3 separate regions of the Mus musculus genome follow, and regions 1 and 2 are each linked to region 3. The links are chromatin loops, found by intact Hi-C in ENCODE. Cell type or tissue: gastrocnemius. All regions are shown on one strand. Links, peaks and the distances in the headings refer to the core of each region. The heading gives the core; the rest is flanking DNA. Region 1 overlaps St3gal1 (ST3 beta-galactoside alpha-2,3-sialyltransferase 1). Region 2 overlaps Zfat (zinc finger and AT hook domain containing). Region 3 has its middle 210 kb from the start of 1700012I11Rik.

Region 1 (6,791 bases), core at 1,228-6,227, 340 kb after region 3:
TCGGCTCCATTTTATTTATTGTTGAATATTTCCAATTATTCAAATCAAAGTGAATAAAAAAAGAGCTATTTTATTGTTTGGGCGTGTTCGGAGTTCTGCTTTGGTGCAGTTTCTCGTCGATGGTTCTGTTCAGTCCTGAGATGGCTGGATGCATCATCTCCTGGGGTCTCCTGGGATGTTGCTCTCCTCCCCATTGGAAGGGGACTCTGGAGACAGAGTGGAGCCATTCCCTGTGGTGGGACTGTTGTGAGTTACCTAACCTCTGCTCTCGTCCATCACATGGACTTAACAATCTTCAGGGGGCCCTGAGATCAGAAACAAAACATCCCAGGAGGCCCAAGTGGACAGGGCCAGTGGCGCTGATGTTTGCTTGGCTGAGGCCCAATGTACACAGAGGAGATAGCCACACCCTGGGAGGAACACAGGACAGGTCTAAATGACACAAGTGCTCTTCCTTGGATTTTTAAAGAACTATTTTCAGAAGCCTTAGAATGGAACTTTGCCATGTGAAGTTGGTGTGTGCCAGTAACCCCTCCCTCATGATTGGTACAGCGCTTTACAGTTTATATGCCACCTCGCTTGCTCTTGCTTGTCCAAGACATCATGTACAGGTGTGGCCCTAGAGCCAGGCAGTGTGGGGGCCACTGCCTAACTGTGTGAGCCCGAGCAGCTTGCTGTGCCTGACCTCCATGGTAAAGCTGGGATGGTGACACACCCGAGTATACACACGCATTAAGCACCGAGTTATTACAGGTAACGGGCTTAGCAAGGAACCCAGCACTGGGCAGCGGCACTTCAGCAACACCAGGAAGGGTGGCCAGGCTCCAGCCCTGTCTGACTTTATCCTTGCTCCCTGTATCTCTGTCCCTGCCTCCTGTCCTCAGCGAAAGGCTTCGCCATGCATCTTCTCCAGGAGGCTTCTTCATCTCTAGAATTCCTTTTCTTCCATCATATCTGTTTCTTCCCCAGAGGTCATGATCATTCATTATCAAAACACACGCACAATATACATACAAACTTCAGACACACACATAACCTACGTGAACACACACAACACAAAGAGACAACACACACAACACACTACACATACACAGTGTAAACAGACACAACACACACCACATATACACATATGCATATGTGCATATATAAAACATTAATGTACATATAACATATCACACATATGCACATACAGTCAGTCAACACAGACCTCACACATAAAATACATAAACACACATCACAACACAGCATGTACACTGCACATATAGAGTACATGAAAACCACCATGCACAACACAGCATCACACACAACACACACATCATCATACCATACCAAAACACCACACACACATACACACACACACACACACACACACACACACACACACTCCAGACCCTATTGCACAACTGAAACCATAAGCCACTCTGTTAGTTGTGCAGTAGCCAAGCAGCCACACGGTGGCAGCATGCTCTAGTGGGTCCCTGAGGACCCTGGCTTCCTTCCTTTGTCCCCTGTACTTCTATTTCCTCATGCTGGTCTTAGGCCCGAGTTCCTGGAATGTACATTAGCAGAAAAGCACTAGGGGTTTCCTGGCACCTCCTGCATATAGTGGCCTTAAACAGCACCCAGCCCTTGGGACATCCCATCTGACCACAATGTCTTGGAGAATGCAGAGTCCTCAAGGCTGCTCCTGTGTTTGATATAAGGTATTTCAGCATCAGTGGATTTTGAAATCATTAAAGAGCTAGCACAAGTCCCTTGATACACAGGTATGACTGTGTCCTCAGAGGCCCATCCCTTACTACATAGTAGTGGACTTTAGAGGCCCAGCACCCGCACGCTGGGAGAGCTAAGCAGGGGTTGCTGGGGAGGCATTGGCCTCTGCTTCAGCCTCTCGTACTCACCACGGGTATCCCTGAGGATGTGGTTGAGGTACTCCTACCACCATAGGACTTTCTCCTCACTTCCCACCCCTCAGGTCCTACACGGGGACTGTCCAGGGCCCGAGCCAGAAGGTAAAGTGAATCCGCTGCCACGTGCATTACTAAATTATGTCGCCCTAGTTCTCAGTTACCTCACAGAGACCGGCTGTTGCTGGTTCTCACATCTAGAATCTTGCAAACTTTCAGCTTCAGTACTGCAGACTAAGGTGGACAGACACACACACACATAGACACACACACATGTGCACATATACACACACATGTGCACACATATACATATCCAAACACATACACACAATACACACACTCACATTCCTATACACACTCACACATATACACAAATACATACACACACACACACACACACACACACTCACATATACATACACACAATACACACACAAACACACACACACACACGAAACTAAATGAACACTTCAGATGGTCAAGATGACAAAAGGGACCATCCATAGCTCCTTGCAATGCTAAGCCTTACACTCTAATCTATAGCAGAAGAGAACATACTTAACTTCCACTGTTTGCTGATTTAGCTTCTCCATCACTTCAACTGGTCCCTGAAGCAGGTCTAGGATTTATGTCTGAGATGTTTTGTCACAGGAGTAGAGCCTGATCAGGTGAGTCTGGATCACAACTGCCTATAGGTGAAGGAGTGATCTGAGGAGAGACAACTGTGCAAGAAATAGAAGAAAGAGCTAGAGAGGCCACCAGTCCCCAGGGATATACATGAACGCAGTGGGACATGGAGGACCACTGTACAAGCTGAGTCAAACCACATCGACCCACCTGCAGTTCACCAGCACAGGGAAACACAGGCAGCCAAGTGGTGGGGTCAGGCTATTGAGGCCAAGCAGTTGGGTTGCATACAGCACAAAGATAGTGCCAGAATCTCTCATGGGGGAAAATGATGGTGGAGTCCTTTTCTGGATGGTGTCATTGGACAACAGAAAGGATGGGAAAGTGACAAAGGTCAGGGCTGTGGGTGCTCTGGACACTGCAGGTGTGGTCCACAATCAGGGAGTCAAGCCATTTCTCTCCGGTCCTCTTCCACTTAGCATAGGTGTATTCCTTGCCCATGGCAGACCTAAAACAAAAGATCTTGGTTTCTTCTTTGAGCTCTCAAGTCAGGGTTCCATGAATACTATTGAAATGGAAAGTTCCATGGGCTAAGGGCTTCTCAGCCTTAAGCTCCTAGGTGCAGCCTCCTCTCGTGGCCTCCTTGGCTGCCTCTGGACTCTGAGACACACTCTTCCTCCATACTTTCCAGCATTTGGACTAGCTTTGTGAAAGCATTGCCCCAAGCAAGAAGCTCAAGTTGACTGGGTCTACTCATGGATGAAGAGTTTCTTCCCTGCAGGAGGAGCTCTGGTTGGAACAAGGGTACCCATGGGTCCTTGGAATCGGTGATCAAAGCCTGCATCCTCTATAGATGGACCTCTATAGAGTAAAAGGGATGCCACAGTTTGTGCCACGAGAAAATGCAGGCTTAGTATATTCTTCATCTAACAGAAGACTATCAAGGGCAATGGGTACTGCAAATGGCTGTGGGCAAGAATAGGACTCTGCCAGGAGAAGGTTGGAAGCCATGGTAACAGATAACCAGACAGCAGTAACGCTCATAAAAAAAAAAGTATTGCTTTTGGCCTCATATGTATTAATTTGATGAGGCATAGCATCTTGAGGAAAAGAAGCAGACTCAGGCAGACATGTAGTGCGTCAGAGGGTAGAGCTAGCAAACACATCAAAAGTGAGGTCTCGGTCACTGTGTCCTGAACACTGATCATGACATTTGGTACCTGGGGGATGAGAACTCTAGGTGGTGTTCCTAGCACAAGAATTCTAGACATGAGCCCTACACAGTGGTTTGAGCCAGGAAAGCAAAACCAGCCCATGGCTGCCCAGTTTCTTCTGACCCCGTCCTTGGCTTAACGGTGCTAGCTGGAGTGTTCATGGGTGGTGGCCACCAGAGGGTGCAACAGAGCCATCTTAGTCAAGATCTCATGTCTGTTTAGCTGAAAAGCAGAAGCTTTTGAAAAGGCACACACCTGTGAACAAAGTCAGACCTTTAGAGGACTTTGCTATAGACACGAGCAAGCCCAACACCTTTCCAATAAGATCGCTGTCTCTGTCACTCACCTGAGTAAACCAGTCAAGAAAACAGGCCCAAAAGGGGACAGCCAAAGTCCCCAGCCAGTGTGGACAGGATAATAAATGTTCTCTTCCCACGGTTCACATGAAACCCAGGTCCACTGGAAACCTAGGACCTGAAACTTGTTCTTGGTTATCTATTATTTCTGAACTGTATGCCTATGAGAGAGCTTGATCTGAATCATGGTTTATTAATCTGTAAGAGGGTATTAAATGACATGGTAGACATGAAAAATTGTGCCAGCCATTTTCTGAGATTTTCTATGTGTCTAACATGTATTATGTTCCTCCTGAAATTCTCCCAAGAGACTGAGGTGGCAGTGGTATCTGCACCATACCTATGACTATAATGCTATATGCCTGTGGTCACCCTGTTCATAACTCCTCAGCCAAGAACAAAGACCAGAGCTGATTGTATATCTGTCAGGCCAGAGTAGGCTAATGCTGCAAAAACAAATAAGCTTCAAGTCCCACTAATGGAGAACAAGGCTAGTTTCTTTTAGGAGCAGTTTCAGGGATTTTGTGCTTTCCTTCATGTAGTGACCCAGCCAGTCATGAAAGACATTATTACCAACTTCACCTCCTTCAGCACATAGCCTTCAAGGTCACTGTACAGGAAACTGGTAATGCCTCATAAGCTCTCAAATGTCTCCAGTTAGATCTGATACCCACCACTTCCATATAGGTCCATTGACCAGCAGGAGTTTCATTGCCCAAACAACATCATAATGGGAAAATGAATGGTGGGATAAAAGTTCCAGAATCCTCGAGGGCAACCGGCCACCTCTGCCAAAATCTCTCCTTGATGTCAGAGATCCTGTCCTAGACTTAGAGCCAATTCGTGACAGCTCACCAGGTCTGCTCTGGTCAACCCTGGTTGATCAGAAGGCTTAAAAGATGCAAGCAGTAGGACGGGCTATAGAGAGGCAACCCAGGGGACAGGATGCCCAGCATCAGAGAATAGAGAATGAGGCTGCTCACCCCAGTTGCAGTTGTGTGCAAGCAAAGGCAGAGAGGGCTTGGTGGAGATGCTTGAACATCAGGGAGAATACAATGGAAAGATTGCAGATTGGCCAGAAATCCAAGCTATGCTCATTCCCAGGGACTTCAGGGTGGGTGCTTCTGTGTGCTGACTTTAGTTCCTAAAGTACACACTGGAAGGCTTGAGTACGATGTTTGTATCTCAAGGTTCCATCCAACCATGCCATTCCACTCTCAGAGGTCCTAGAAAGGCAGAGACACTGAACGTGGTTTTTCTTCTGAATGCCCAGCATCTAGCAAAGTACCAGGTACCTGGTTGGCAGGTGTATCAGAATCATGTTGGTTGCCAATAATACTAGATAGGATGGATGTTAACCTGTACTTAGAGCATAAACATTCCAGCCAGGCCTCTGGGTTCCCCTCACCTGCTTCTCACATGCCTCAGGACAGGCAGCCTCACTGACATACACATTTTACACAAATCTAGCATTCCAAGAGATGAGTCGTACTGCCCAGAGCCACACAGCTCAGCTCAGCAGCAGCGGACCTCAATGGGAACCAGGCACTCAGACTCTGAGCCTACGCTGTCTGCCCCTCTCCTGCCACGGTACCCTGGAATAGCTAAATGGTGTACACACCATCAAGATATCTGAAACTGTGTCGGCCACCTCAACACCAAACTCCCAGAGAGAAACTGGGCGGAGTGTGGTGTGAGATCGTGCAAACGGTGAGAACTGCTCTGCCCTCAAGGCCAGGGAAACTGATCTCTAAGTCTTGTTCCACACAGAGTTACCCTGGAGAGGAGCCCCTGGGCTGGTGCATCATCAGAGCACCAGGCAGGCAGGGAAGGCTGGGGCTTCCAAAGAGGTTCATTTTGCAGAAACATACCGAGTTAGGGATGCGGAGATGACTGTGTAGTCCACAGGCCAGATGCACCAAGCTGGATGCTGGGCACACCACCAGACTTCACCAGATGGTAGAGCCTTCCCAGCTGAAGGGCCCGAAGCCCTCTTGTACTTCCCATGGCTTGCCTCTGTCCTTGTTTACATCCTTCTTGAACACCTTGCAGGTCCCTCATCTCCCAACACCACATTCCTGTACCTAGACTGACCAAGGCTCCTCCTTCCTCCCACTTCCCACAAACTAGCAACACTGCTCTTGACCTTTGGAGACAAACTCTCCTCACTTAGGGCTCCATATGCTTCCACCTTCTAAGATGTGTTCTAGCATGTTTATTCTCTTCAACTCCACAGATCCTAACCACACACCTCCTTCCTTCACTGTCCCTGTTTGTCTGATTCTCCATTACAGAACAGGTGTGCCCAGAGCTCAAAGTAGAGACCTGAGAAGTCTCACTATGTCACCTCCTCCCTTTGCCTATCCAACGTCAGTCCGGCCCTTCTGCCACTAAAAGAGACATGGTTCATAACCATACTTTCCATGCCCCTATTCCCTCTGCGTGTGTTCAGGATATTTCTATCTTCCAGTCATATAAAAGCCAACCCATCATCAATCGCTTTCTCTGCTACCTGTCTTGGCACTCACCCATCTGCATGCTGTATATACAGACAGTTGGTCTAAAACACAAGCCAGTATACATCAGTCATTTGCAGCCGCATCTATCCTACATAGCATCTTCTCACTGACCAGGTCTCAGCTCACAGGCTTTTGTACACATGGGATCCAGGATGTCTCTACTTTCTT
Region 2 (6,791 bases), core at 979-5,978, 800 kb before region 3:
TGGATTGTCTTAACTTGCAAGCTGGGCAGCAAGTCCTACCCAGCTTTCCCACAATGCATGCTCAGCCCAGGTCTGTGGATTGTAAATGTTAACTATGTACAAGTGGGCTGAGTCAGGCCAGAATTTTCCAGGGTTTGGCTTTTCTTGCTTGGACCCCTCTTGCCAGAAGCATTCTGCCCACAGATGGCATACATGGGGAGGGCACAAGAGCAGCCACAGAACCTGTGTCCCATGGGAGCAAGCTTCTCCCATCTTAATGTTAAGGCAAATGAGGAAACAACAGCTAACAGGCCAGGTGAGGCTGTGTGGCCTGGCTGCCTTCCTTCAGTATCCTTCCTGCCTTTCTTCCATGCCCTGTCAGCTTTTATGACACTTTGTCCTTGTCTGCTGGGCTGAGGGTGCAGGGGGTAGATTATGTGAACAGAACTTGGGCCCATAGGGAGAGGCTGGGAATGCCTTCCAGAGCTGGGTCCGAGTTTCTTCCTCCACTTCCATCCTGGTTCCTGATAAGCCGTTTTAGTATCTGTCGTCTCTTCTTGCTTCTGTTCATCTCCTGACTTTTTCTCTCTCTCCTTTCCACTTCTTCTCAGCTCCTTGAAAGTCATAGCCTCCATTTCTACCTGGTGATCCCTGATGCTGTTTTGTTCTAGTAGTTTCTGAATTGCATATGCCTTTTGTTTCCCCCCAGTGTGTGTGCATATGTATGTATGCATATGTGTCTCATTTGCCCATATATCTATGCATGCATTTTTGCTGTGTGTGTGAGTGTATGGATATGTATTTGCACAAACATTTACGCTTTACATGTGTGTATCTCAGGGGACTGAGCATGCAAGTGAGGAAGCAGGCAGTAGTGTTAGCTAGCCAGCTAGACTTAAGGGTCTAACTGCTGCCTGCTGTCTTCAGCATCAGGACTTTGCTAACCTGCAGTGTCTCCATCTCCTACTTGATTGCTCCCTCAGTAACCTCCCTAACATCCTTGTAGGGTCCGTGGTGGCAGGTGTAGTTATTACATCCAAGGTGAGTCTCTGTGTATTCAGAGAGGGGAATGTGGCTCAGTACACCTCAGTGCCTGTAGCCCAGAAACTACCCTACAGCAGAACGGACGTCACTCAGACAGAAACGAGAGACTCTTACCATCTCTTCAGTGGCAGATAAAATGTAAGTCTCTAAATCTCTTCAGGTCTAATTTCTCATCTGAACGATGACTAGCTCAAGCTGTTGGTTGGACATGCTTGGAAGTAGAAGCTGGTCTTTGGTTAGCCATATCCAAAGCCTGTGAAAACCATGCCAAAGCAAGGCGAGCTTTGACAGACAAGACACCAGCCTCCCCTGCCCACAGATAACCCCCGAGGTACCATGCCAGCCCAGTCCTGTTGATGCCTCAACAAATGCACACCTTTAATGTGTGGGATTACCAGGCATCTCAGAAAACGCTGATGCACACACCAACCTCTACAGCTCACAAAGTTAACGGCTTTATTAAATGCCAGGGAGAAATCCCAGAGGCGTTTCTCTGCTGAATTTGAATTAACAAAATAAAATGAGGAATGTACAATATCAGCTATAATTATGGCTGGGCCAACAGTGGCATTATAATTTTATGCATACACATTTCTTCCATGGTAAAATTTGACATGAAAATTTTAAAGTTATTTTTAAGCACTCTCAAAGTGAGAGCCCTGTGCAATGAAGTAAATTTACACGGAATAGGGTAATCACTGAAAAAAGAAAATGTGGCCCTTTCCATGGGAAACACGACAAACACTAACAGAGACAGGAATGGTCCCTGAACCCAGCAGACCTGTGGGAACATGGCATCATGAGGCTTCGATGCAGAAATCAATAGTGCAGTCCATCAGAAAATGGTGGAGACCACGACCCATAACTCACCTGATGCCCCTGAGCAGCAAGTTTCTGCCACGATTCCCACGCTGAAAGTAGAAGCAGCAGAAGTTTCATTGCCTGTTTGAGAGGGCAAGGGTACTGCCCCAGATGGCAGCAGAGTGCTCCCAAGTGCCCAAGTGGCTTTCTGGCTTTGCTCATCTTCCTTCTGAAGTAATCACTGTTCCATTGCTGGGAAGATACCATGACTAAGGCAACTCTTATGAAAGAAAGCATTTAGCTGGTTCTTGCTTACAATTTTGTTACAATAGGTTTAGTCTATTATCATTATGGTGGCATGTAGGCAGGCCCTGGAGCAGTAGATGAGAGCTACATCCAGAAGGAAGAGAGAGAACTTGGCCTGGCATGTTCTTTTGAAACCCCAAAGCCCAGCCCAAGTGACAAACTCCCTTCAACAAGGCCACACCTCTTAATCCTTCTCAATCTTTCAAATAGTGCCATCCTGCTGCCTAAGCACTCAAATATCTGAGCCTGTGGGCACCATTCTTATTCAAACCCCCACACTATCCCTCACATCAGTGCACATGGGCGCCAGTGCTGAACTTCCTGCTTAGCATTATTGCTGCTCTGCAGAATGGTGCTTTATAGCCTTCAGGCCGATTAAGAATAGGCCAGGCAGTGACTGGTTATGAGGAAAGTCTGTTCAGAGTTGACTCTGGCCTGACTCACCTGCCAGGGTTGACCAGGTGCCCCTGCGCTGCCCTGCCAGGACAAGTCCATCTGGCTGTGGATTTGATTGTGCCTTTGGATTGAGTTCCTACTGTGTGCCCACCTGCTGAGTGACCCAGTAATACCTTCCATGGCCTAGTCTTCTCATTGTCAGGTGGACACAAATGCCTCTCTTTGATGAGGTAAATGTGAAGGCTAATAAGTAGGGTCATAGGTCGAACAGTATCTGGCAAAGTCAGTGTGGTAGCTTTGTTTCAAATTTTGTTGTATTGCCACAGATGACCACCAGAGGGTGATGTTAGCACATATATTTGCGAAAAGTTATCCACCTGGAATGGTGGTTCACTGTTGCCTGGTTTTGAGCTGTCCCTAAGCTGTGTGGTGGGCGGAGATTAGTAAGTATATATGATTAGGGTAAATCCGCATCAAGTTATTTCCTGTTAGCAAGTAGTACTACACAGGGAACACAGCTCCTGTCTACTGTCTCTCCTAAGTTCTAATTATTCCTTTGATTATAATGCTGGTTAGGTTGGGGACAGCAAGACTCACATTTCCTCTCAGCACCCACTATGAGAAGAGCACGCTGACACCACAGGTCGGCTGATGTGGCAGGCAACTTGGAAGGCTTTGTTGAAGCTTTGGTGGTGTTATTATTTCGATGGGAGATCCTTGGCAGCTGGTTAACACCTCTCAGCCCCAGGCTTCTCTTCTGTAAGTGGGGATGGTGATGGTGGCGATGATTATGGTGATAGTGGGGATGATGGTGATATTGCTGCTGCAGCTGCTAGTATTGATTGTCATGAGGGTGATAATGATGGTGATGATGGTGGTGGTGGTGATAGCACCACCAATTTGGCTACTTCCCAGGACATCAGTGATGATGAAGTTAGTCACCGATGTGAAGCAGTATGTGGATATTATTTACTGTTGGAGGTAGCATAGATCTTATTCTGCAGCCAGGCTGGCAGGGAAGGTTGGGATGGCACTCGGGCTGTGGAATCTTGATGCATTGTTCTTGTGGAAGGTACATGGACAGTTGTAAAACACTGAACTCTGGGTAGGTAGGTCTTCTACCTACCCAAGTCCTCTACTTCCCCAGGTCTTCTAGTCATCTGGCTGTCTATTCACCTGAGTCCTCTACTCACTTAGGTCAACACTGACCTGGCCTACACATTGCAGCACTGGAATCTGCCGCCTGGAGGCTAGGCAGTCTGCACTTACCATGCCCAGAGTGTCTACTTGTGATACACATACGTTGTATGTCTGAAGTATATTTTCTCATTTAATCCAAAGCTGAGTTGACTTTGCAACTGGGAAATCAGTCTCCTCCTTTTTCCATTTGGGTCCTCTTATCAGTCTTGCCTGTCCCTGTGAGAGAAAGACAGGAAAAGACCCTTATGGAGCTCCACCTAGCTCTCTTCCACCAGGGCAACGTTTACATCCTTTGATTTGTCACTGCGTTCAGAACTGAACTTGGTCTAAACGCCTTTGTCAGTCTGGTGCCCAGCACTTCTAGGAATGCAGAGCTGTTAGGGACGTTGACGTCCACCTCAGGAAACACACTGTTGTTTTGTTTCATTGTCCATCTCCTCAGACACCAACTCAAGTGTGTATGTATGTGTATGTATGCATGCGTTTCTGTATGTGTACATGGATGTGTATATGTGTATAGATGTGTGTTTGCGTGTATATGTATTTCTTTGTATGTATGTATATTTCTGTATGTGTGCTTGCATGTGATTTGCACATTTGTGTATGTATGGATATATGTATGTATGTATGTGTTTGTATATGTGTGTATATTTGTGTTGTATATGTGTGTATGTGCACATGTGTGTCTGGATGTGCCTGTATGTATGTACATATGTATGCGTATCTGTGTTCACATATGTTTGTGCTTGTACACTTGCCTGTGCAAGTGCATAGGGAAGTTAGAAGTTGCCATCAGTATGCAGAGGTTCTTTTTTTTTTCTCAGAATTATTTATATTTGTATGTGAGTACACTGTAGCTGTCTTTAGATACACCAGTAGAGGGCATCAGATCCCAGAACAGGTATTTGTGAGCTGTCATATGGTTAATGGGAATTGAACTCAGGTCCTCTGGAAGAACAGGCAGTGCTCTTACCTGCTGAGCCATCTCTCCAGCCCATCCAGAAGTTCTTGACTGCTGCTCTACCTTTTATTTTGAGACAGGGTCTCTTACTGAATTTGGAGCTTGCCATGTTTGGTAAGCTGGCTGACTACTGAACTTCCAATGTCCATCTGTCTCTATCGCCCAGGTGACAGGTTTGCCATATCACCTGGCTTTTTTTTTTTTTTCCATTTTTTATTAGGTATTTAACTCATTTACATTTCCAATGCTATACCAAAAGTCCCCCATATCCACCCACCCCCACTCCCCTGCCCACCCACTCCCCCTTTTTGGCCCTGGTATTCCCCTGTACTGGGGCATATAAAGTTTGCAAGTCCAATGGGCCTCTCTTTCCAGTGATGGCCGACTAGGCCATCTTTTGATATATTCACCTGGCTTTTTATATGGGTGCTAGATATCTAACTCAGACCATGCTTGTGGAACACTGAGCTGGCCTCAAGGAAGACTCTAATATACAAAATACCCTCATTCATACCCTGTCTTTCCAGGGCCTCTCCCTGGAACTGGTTGTTGGGATCTGGGCAGAGTCTGAATTTTCACTTCTTTCTCTCACTCTTACGGCAGGCTCCATTTCTGTGTCTGTCTCCTCACGCCGCTTTCTCTGGCTGCCTTCCTATAAGGTAGCAGCTATCTCTCAGATGTCACCTAGGTGTGAAAGCTTTTATGAAAAACTACTGACTAGCATCCCTGGGACTGTGTTGACTTCTATGGTCTGCCAAATAGAATTAGGAGCTATCTGGAAGATTCCTAACCCAGATCCTGCATTTGGGCCCCTGCTGCCTGAACATAGGACACAGATGATGGCAGGTTTCCTATACGTGCCTGCTACCTCCAGGCCTCCTGGACAACCCCATTCCTAGCCCTTCCTGGCTGATCATGGTAGTCTATGAGGAGCTGGTTGCCTGCAGAGGTACCAGCTTTGGTCAGGGTCTCAGTTCTGTCTCTTTGCTGCTGCTGCCCTCCAATATCCTGAGAGTTGTGTTTCTATCTCCTGGATCCTGGACAGGCCAGTTCCTTATCTGTGGGAGCTCACAGCTTCTCCAGACACAGTTGCTCTATGTAGATGTTTGTATGGAGATAACCCACTTTCTACATCCTGATTTTTTTTTTTTTGCCTACAGTTTTAAACTTTTACTATTATTAATCACGTTTTTAATGTACATATCATAAAATGAATATGCAGTTTACAACAGAACAAACACAAGTAGCCTATAATTGTTTGTTTTTTTTAATGTCATTATCTTTAATCATCAGGGAAATAGAAATGAAAACTACTTTGAGATACCACAACACCCCAGACAGAATGGTTGTCATCAAAAGTCTGACAGCAACTATTGAAGATACATCCTGATTTTTAAATTCATCTTTAGAGCTGAGCGCATCACTTCAGAACTCCACAGGGCATTCTCTTAGGCTAGTTGCATTTGCTCACCTGTACCATGGGATCATGTCTCTGTGGATGGCTTGGTTGCCCTGCTCCTCTGTGTAGGTGGCCAGATTGTACATGGTGTGATGGCATCATGGTTAAGGAAGATAGCTCACTTCACATAGTAGGTTCATCTCATTTTGTATCATGGAAGTCTCACACATGCTAGAAATGTGACCTATTACAATAATCTCCATGCACTGTGATTTTCTGATGGGTTCTAGGGTCTTAAGGAATTGTAGGGGGTACCCTTTAGGCTGGCAGCATGGTGGCCAGGTGTGTGATAGGAGTCTGACAATACCTGCTACTGTTTTATTCAGATTCTTGGATAAAATCTGGGTTCTTGTCCTCAAAGAGTAGCTTGCAGCCAGTGTGTGGGTGCAGACTGGGAAGAGATGTCCTACAGGGGGAAGAAGGAGCAGGAGTCGGATTTCCCTGAGTTCATAGCCAGCCTGTCTAGTACTTAGTGTGTGCCTGACCTGCGTAGCCTCCATTGGATCATGAAAACTTTATGAAAGGCCATTGATTGAAGCAGCTCTGGCACCAATTGGTGTGACCTGAAGCATGCATATCGTAGTCTACTCACCTTTGTTTTTGCCTTTTAGTGTCATGTAAATTGTTAGTACTTCTTAGAATAGA
Region 3 (6,791 bases), core at 1,005-6,004:
GGTCTCTTTATCATGTTTTGACCTTGAAAGCAATCAATTACCTCTTGTGTACAACATCAACACTCTCTGAGGTGGAAGAGGTCTCTTCCAGTCGTGACAGATAGCCACATTGTGATGCCCATTTCTCACTGGCTTTTGTTTCTCTCAGTGTGGGTTAAGCTCTTGGAGGGTGGCATGTGCTGGGTCATAGTTATTCTCGGTTTTTCAATGCATCTATTGAGCTAATGTAAATGGAAGGAAAGTGAGTTAACAAAAATACGATCTAAACAGCATACAATTACAAATGAGCAAAGGATACCATCTCATTAAGATCTTTTTCTAGAAACAGCAGAGAAATTCTAAAAGAAAGGAGATGAGGGTTGAATGAATGTGTTATTGAGGACAAGGATCCATCCGGTACCTATTTTGTTCTGACACCCTGCAGCCTCTCTCCTCAACAGCATCTCACTAACTCTGGATAATACATGGGAAGCATCGTTACATTATTTTCATTTTCTCCCAAAAACCGAGGGCTCCAGCAATGTGACAGAACCTGCAGAGTTGACCCAAGAGAAGTAAGGCCAGGTGAAAAGCTGGCTGCCTCTGAGCTATAGCTCCCCACTTGCTTTCTCTGCCACACTGGACTGGTGCAGCCCCCCTCTGTTTTCCTGTATTTGATTTCTCCTTTGTTTCTTGGGCCACAGCAACTGAACCATACTCTACACGCCCATTTCCAATTATAGCCTGCAAGTCAGTGCTTCGGAAAATATAATTTACTCTGTTTTTCCAGTGAGACCAAACAGAAAACACAACTGTGTATTTAAATACTCATTAACCTCTTATAGTCCCCCTCTCCCTCTCCCTCTTTTTCTTCCTTCCGTCTCTCTGTCCCAGTCCCTGCTTTCTGCTCCTCTTCTTTTTTCCCCCCCTTTCTTCTCTTCCTCCCCCTCTTTCTCTCTCACTGTAAACTCAGAGTGCCTACATTTAAACATCTCACTAGGTGTCATATGAAGCTAAGACTAATAAGAAAGTGTGTGTGGCATGGAGGGCTCTGAATTGCTTTTCCCCTTAAGCACAACCTTCATCATGCCAGGCTGTGTCTTGATTCAATGCCACTGTTTGACCTCATCACTTAGAGGTCTCCAGTACCTAGCTGTGTAGCTGTCCCTATTTGGATTTCACCTCCTTTAGAGAGAGCAGGTCACCACAAACCTGAGTACTAAAGTGATTTTCTCTCTGAATCAAGACATCAAAGGTCTTCCCATGATGAAGTTTGTCCAGTCCATTTTACAGAAGGCTTGATCAGGGTCCCTTTAATGTCATTTCCAATGGCCACATTACTTTCTATTGTCTGACTAGGAAGGTTTAAAGGGTATGAGATGTGAAGGCAAGCATACTGTCTGATGAACTTTGTGCCTGTACCTATACCAACTCAAGGGTTATTTTCTTAACAGCACTGTTACTAACAGTAGCATCGTTTTTTCACATTGTCTCCAATCAACCACTCAGCCATAACTCCTTCATTTTCATAGTTCTCTCCTCCATGTTGAGACCCTGTTCTACATCTAAATTATTTCTTTGCCCACTTGGTTATGGAATAGTGATGTCACCTTAACCTCAGAATGTCCTGAGGATACACACATCTGTATCTCTCACCAATCTGAATGTTCTTTCGAAAAGTACTGTCCTTTGCTGAACCTTTTTATGAGATTAGCTTTATACAAGCTTAATGTATGATCTGGAAGAAATATTCAATGGCAATATCATCAGATGTTGTTACAAAGTTCCAGAAGGAAAGGCAAAAAGACTATTGTGTGGCAGGTAGAGAAAAACAGCAATGTCTGGATGATAAATGAAATTGAGAAGTCCAATAGAGAAAGGAAGGGATATGTTTTTAGGATTGCAAGAACAAGTCAACGCTATCTTTTGCCAGATACCTCTATATGAATAGGAAGGAAAACTTCACCACCACATTGCAATAATTTCAAGAGAACAGAAGAAGGAAAATATATTCATGGTAGAGTCAGTAACAGGGCCTGAAGCACAGTGGGCTTTCAGAAGATAACTGCTTGTGATGATTAACTTTAATTATCAATTTGACACAACCTAGAACCATCTGGGAAGAGTCTCAGTGAAGGGTTTTCTACATCGGATGGGACTATGGACAAGTCTGTGAATGACTGTATTGGTTTTTTACCAAATTAAGGAAGATCCAGCCTGAGAATAGGAGGCACCCTTCCCTAGTTTGGGACCTGAACTGTGTAAGAGCAGAGTAAGTTAGCTGAGACCTATACATTGTTTCTCTCTGTTCTTGGCTGTGGATGTAATATGATTATGTGCTTCAAAGCACTGCCTTGATATCACTGCAAAAAAAAAAAAAAGAACTATAACCTGGGTAAACCAAAATAAACCCTTTTCCAAAAGAGTTGCTCTTTGTTGGTATAATGTATCATAGCAACAGAAATGAAATTAGAAAAATGCTAGTGAAGAAAAAAATAACAGGGTGAATACAGAGACCTCAAGAAAATGTCCTGAGGACATTGTTCTCATAATCTATAATCCTTCTAAAAGCATAAGAAAAGCACTTAAAAACACAGTATGACTTTTAAAGGCATTCAATTAGGTGATCAATTATATTAAGATATAAAATATATGATAATGAGACTGTGCATCTCAGACACAATCAAAGGAGTTATATTTTCTTATCACCCCTAGAATTTCAGTTCTTATTTTCATGCCAAAACTGTTTACTAGTGAACATGGAGGTGACCCATTTCTTTTACTAATTTACACTTATCTAATTCCCTAGTAACTAATAGTCACTCATTTATTCAGTGGACATTGACAGGGGTCTACAGTAACACATGCCAAACAGAATATTTTTTCATCAGATAGCAGAGTGTCCAGGATATGCAATTATGAGGAAGATCAAAGAGTGCACAGTGTCAGCAGATCATCTGCTGGGTGGAAACAGACCTGCATCATCAACCATTATAACTACACTCATGGTGACTGTGAACTTTGAAGGAGGGATTACTTGGGTGATATTAGTGACAGTAGACTTGGCATTATGGTTAACCATAGGCTCCATTTTTTCCTGACCATATGAGTTGGCCACTAGTCACCAGGTAGGTCAGAGATGTCTGCCTTTGGGCATCACTAGAAAGATCAAAAGGCATTCTAGTAGGGACTTCTTTGCAATGTAAGTTCAGAGTCAGGGCCGAGAGCCAGTGGAAGTGAAGCAGGAGAGCAGCTGTCACTATTCTCCAGAGTCCATTAGGAATAAAGTAAATACTTTTTGAAGAAATGAACACACCATGTGTTTTGTGGACTAGGTGGCCAGAATGGAGGTCAGTGGTCCCCTTTGAACCCCACCTATCCCTGCTGGACTCATTCATGCTCTGATTCCACATGCACCAAAATTCCTTTCTTCAGTCTTGCTATCTGTCAACTTCCACAAATCTCATGGAAATCACATCAAGATGTATATATGTATATTTAAAATGCATGCATATGTGCATGAATGCATATATAGGGTTAAAGCAATATATCATTTTAAGTTTTAGTCCAGAACACTGTGATCAAAACTGCTTTTCCCCTCAGATTGAGAATTAATAAATAAGAATAACCATAAAATAGCTAAAATTAAAAAAAAATCATTGGGGTTGGTTTGATATTCCTTCAGAAGGACGAAACAGAAAAATCCCAAAAGCTAGGTATCTTTTCTGAAGAGTTATTGTTTAAAAGCTGACCTCATGTTTTGTAGAGTTTGGTGCTGTAGCTTGTAAACACCTAATGCATCTAATAGTCATCACTTTTGACACAAAAGAGAAGACTCACCTTAAAGGTTTTGTTTGATACCATGAGTCCTCATTCTGTGGAATTTGGTTTTTCTTTTTACTACCTAGCACCAGGCCTTGCACTGGCAATTATACAGTGATTTTTCACAAGGTCCAGTAGGTGGCGCAAGAGAGCAGGCACTCTGGCCAGTGGCTACAGTGAGGCTTTGGACAAGTTGGAAGCTGACACCTGAATGTTAACTGTCCTCCTCAATTAGGTCAGTCACACATCCATTCAAAGCACATATTACTTCTGTAGTCCTGGCTTGAGGTTTGGGCAGATACACTGACTCTCCGAGTCTCAAAGAACAAGGCCTGACTAGAATTTACTACCTATACAAACATCTTAAAGTTCCATTCTTTTAAGGGACTATGGAGGACGGGTAGATCTTGTTAGGTAAGGGAAATGGAATGGTTATGGATGGATAGGGGGGAAGGATGGAACCAGAGAATCAACTTGGGAGGGGGAGGAGAGAGGGAGACAAAGGAGGGATTATGGGAAAGACAGGGGGACCATTTGAAGGGAAACCTATTATAGTAGAAGCCTCCTAAAATATGTGCATATATGAAGACAATGTAAATAAAATATCCAAGTAACAGGGAGAGAGACCCCCAAGTGAAGATCTCCTGTCACTCAATGAAGCTCCCAGTACTATGATTGGCTTACATCTAATTGAGTTGTTGGTTAAAAGGTTTCCATGAGAACCTGCACACAACCCAGGCTGTTGCCAAGAGAAGTTGGCTCTCCACAAACTGACAGCTAAAGACAACACCAATACAACTCGGGGAACATGAAGTTGAGTTGGTGTCTAACACACAGCCTTAATCCCTATGTTCTGGCATCTTTGCTGCAGTACAGTAGTACTCTGTACACTACCAAAAGAGACACAGAAACACAAACCCAGCCACAAGTGCTTTGATCTACAATACTGTTGTGCCTATGAGATATGTTAGGGCAATGGTGGCAGAAAGTTTCTGGGAGTAACAAGCCAACATCTAATTTGACTGATTCCATCAGATGGAACCCTTACCAATACTGCTTAGGTGATTAAGAACCTGAAATACACACACACACACACACACACACACACACACACACATGCGCACGGGCACGCAAAAATGTTCATTGCAATGAGGCATTGGTCATTGGTCTGTTTCAAGGCCTCTGGCTTCTGCTACATCATCAATACTGTACCCTCACTGAGACTCCTCTTGGATATCCTGTCGTTACCCTGTGTCACGGAGAACCTGCAGCTTTGGCTCTGCAGGACTGGTCCCTTCATGAGCTCCAGCATTTTATGGATGGAGTCGATATCTGAATAGGCCAACTCAAAGCCCTGGATCTGGGCCTGGGTGGTAGCTGAATTGCTCTTCTATACTTGCACCACCAATGCCAGCTTTCCAGCCCAGGTGAGAGGAGGGTCTCCTTCTGTGCATCTATGGACATCCACATGGCCCCAAGCAGCAGCCTAGAGCAGAGAGGTTCCAATGGCTTTAAGAAGTAACATGGGCCATGAGTATCAACTCAGACCTCTACTGATGCAGAGTCATGGACCCATACTCTGTGGCAGCATGGGCCTGAACATCACCATGGCCTCTGGCAACAAGGACAGGATACTCACATCAGGCTGTTTCTCACTATTCTCGTGTCTCCACTTTAGTCTTTCTTCATAGTGAACAAACAGCTCCTCTTGTCTTTCTCTTTCACCTCTTCACCGTGTACTTGACCATTGTATTGGTGACTGACCATGTCACATGGAGATAGTTACTCTTAAGCTGAGGTTGACCTGGGAGTTTATTATGTAGCCCAATCTGGCCTAGAACGCTTAAGGATCTTCCCATCTCAATGTCCCACATTACAATCATGATCTACCAAACCTACTTATGTTAGAACTTGTCTAGTCACTCACTCACTCACTCACTCACTCACTCACTCACTCATTCATTCATTCATTCATCCACTCATTCACTACTTGTTTATTCAAAATATAAGTGTTCCGGATACTGGCACAGGTAAGTTGCAATCAGTGGCTTCATTTAATTATGTATCCAGCACCAACTACATGTAGATCTCTGCTGACTCATGTGCCCATTTCATGGAGAAAAGGCTACAGAAACCATAATCAGTTTATCACATCTCATCTAGTGAGTGAAAGCCTTGTGCCTGGGCTTCAGTCTTTGTGGCAGCTATGACTGAGGAGGTCTCCTTCCCATAGCATCTTTGACTGCAGACAGCGCTTTTCTAGAACCAATGATGGTTTACTTAGCAAATGCATTCATCACTAGGTATAACCTCTCAGGCTATGATAATGGGATGTTTTGAGAGCCAATTCCTCCGTAGATTCTGGCTGCAGCTCCAGTTCAGTTACTAATCATTGTCTGTTTTGTACAGACCCTGGCCAAGCTGTGGATGCACCACCTGGCAGATTCACACAATGGTCAGATAGGTCAACACAAGATGAGGTTTACCTCATCAACATGAGATGATGTCCTCAAAGGCATCAGCCAGGAGCTGAGCCTCTCAAGAAATAACATTTTGCCAAGGCTATATGCTATGCCTGGTCATAAATCACCCCTGATGTAGTAGCTTTCTGTCACAGTGACAAACATCTGGTGAAAATCAACTTAAAGGAGACAATAATTATTTCAGCTCACAGTTATGTGTGTGTTGATGATGTATATACTTGATTCCACATCAATAGCTGTGCCGTGGCAGTAGTCATCAGATGTTGGCAAGCCATCTATGCAGTTTTCTTCCCTCAATATGTTTAAAGAGCAGGATACTAACAAGGGTCTACCCTATACTGCTGTCAACGGAAAGAAAATATCAAGATGGTACCAAGACTGAAAATGTGTCAACTCAAGAGAATAACAAGTGGTTAGTTTTCTGATCTTCTCATGTTAACTTAAGATGTTTATTTGCTAGTAGATGAATCTTTTTTTTTTTTAAATTAAACTATAGTCTGGTGTGCT

What was found. A loop is a pair of places that touch in the nucleus more often than their neighbours do. Peaks named below come from ENCODE experiments on the same cell type or tissue, not always from the same donor. Only the 100,000 strongest peaks of a DNase experiment are listed, where the experiment ranks them.
Region 1: it touches region 3 in a loop (10-fold over the local background); 11 of 42 quality-filtered maps call a loop at or near these places.
Region 2: a loop joins it to region 3, with 3 times the contacts of the local background. A loop is called at or near these places in 10 of 42 quality-filtered maps.

The regions. Positions count from the first base shown.
Region 1 is chr15:67,096,162-67,102,952 of GRCm38, reverse strand. It overlaps St3gal1 (ST3 beta-galactoside alpha-2,3-sialyltransferase 1), which reads left to right. Exons shown (of 9, transcript NM_009177.4): 9 at 1-78. Among named protein-coding and RNA genes, the nearest start is that of Gm31342, 60 kb to the right of the region's middle. In gastrocnemius, for the core only: CTCF peaks have their summits at 1,460 (motif pointing right) and 3,925 (motif pointing right); DNase peaks (open chromatin) are centred at 1,454 and 3,924.
Region 2 is chr15:68,235,377-68,242,167 of GRCm38, reverse strand. The region is part of intron 1 of Zfat (zinc finger and AT hook domain containing); the gene reads left to right. Among named protein-coding and RNA genes, the nearest start is that of Zfat, 20 kb to the left of the region's middle. In gastrocnemius, for the core only: CTCF peaks have their summits at 2,855 (motif pointing right) and 4,603 (motif pointing right); DNase peaks (open chromatin) are centred at 2,643 and 2,830.
Region 3 is chr15:67,431,648-67,438,438 of GRCm38, reverse strand. No RefSeq gene overlaps it. Among named protein-coding and RNA genes, the nearest start is that of 1700012I11Rik, 210 kb to the right of the region's middle. In gastrocnemius, for the core only: no CTCF peak of the experiment used is centred there; a DNase peak (open chromatin) is centred at 3,958.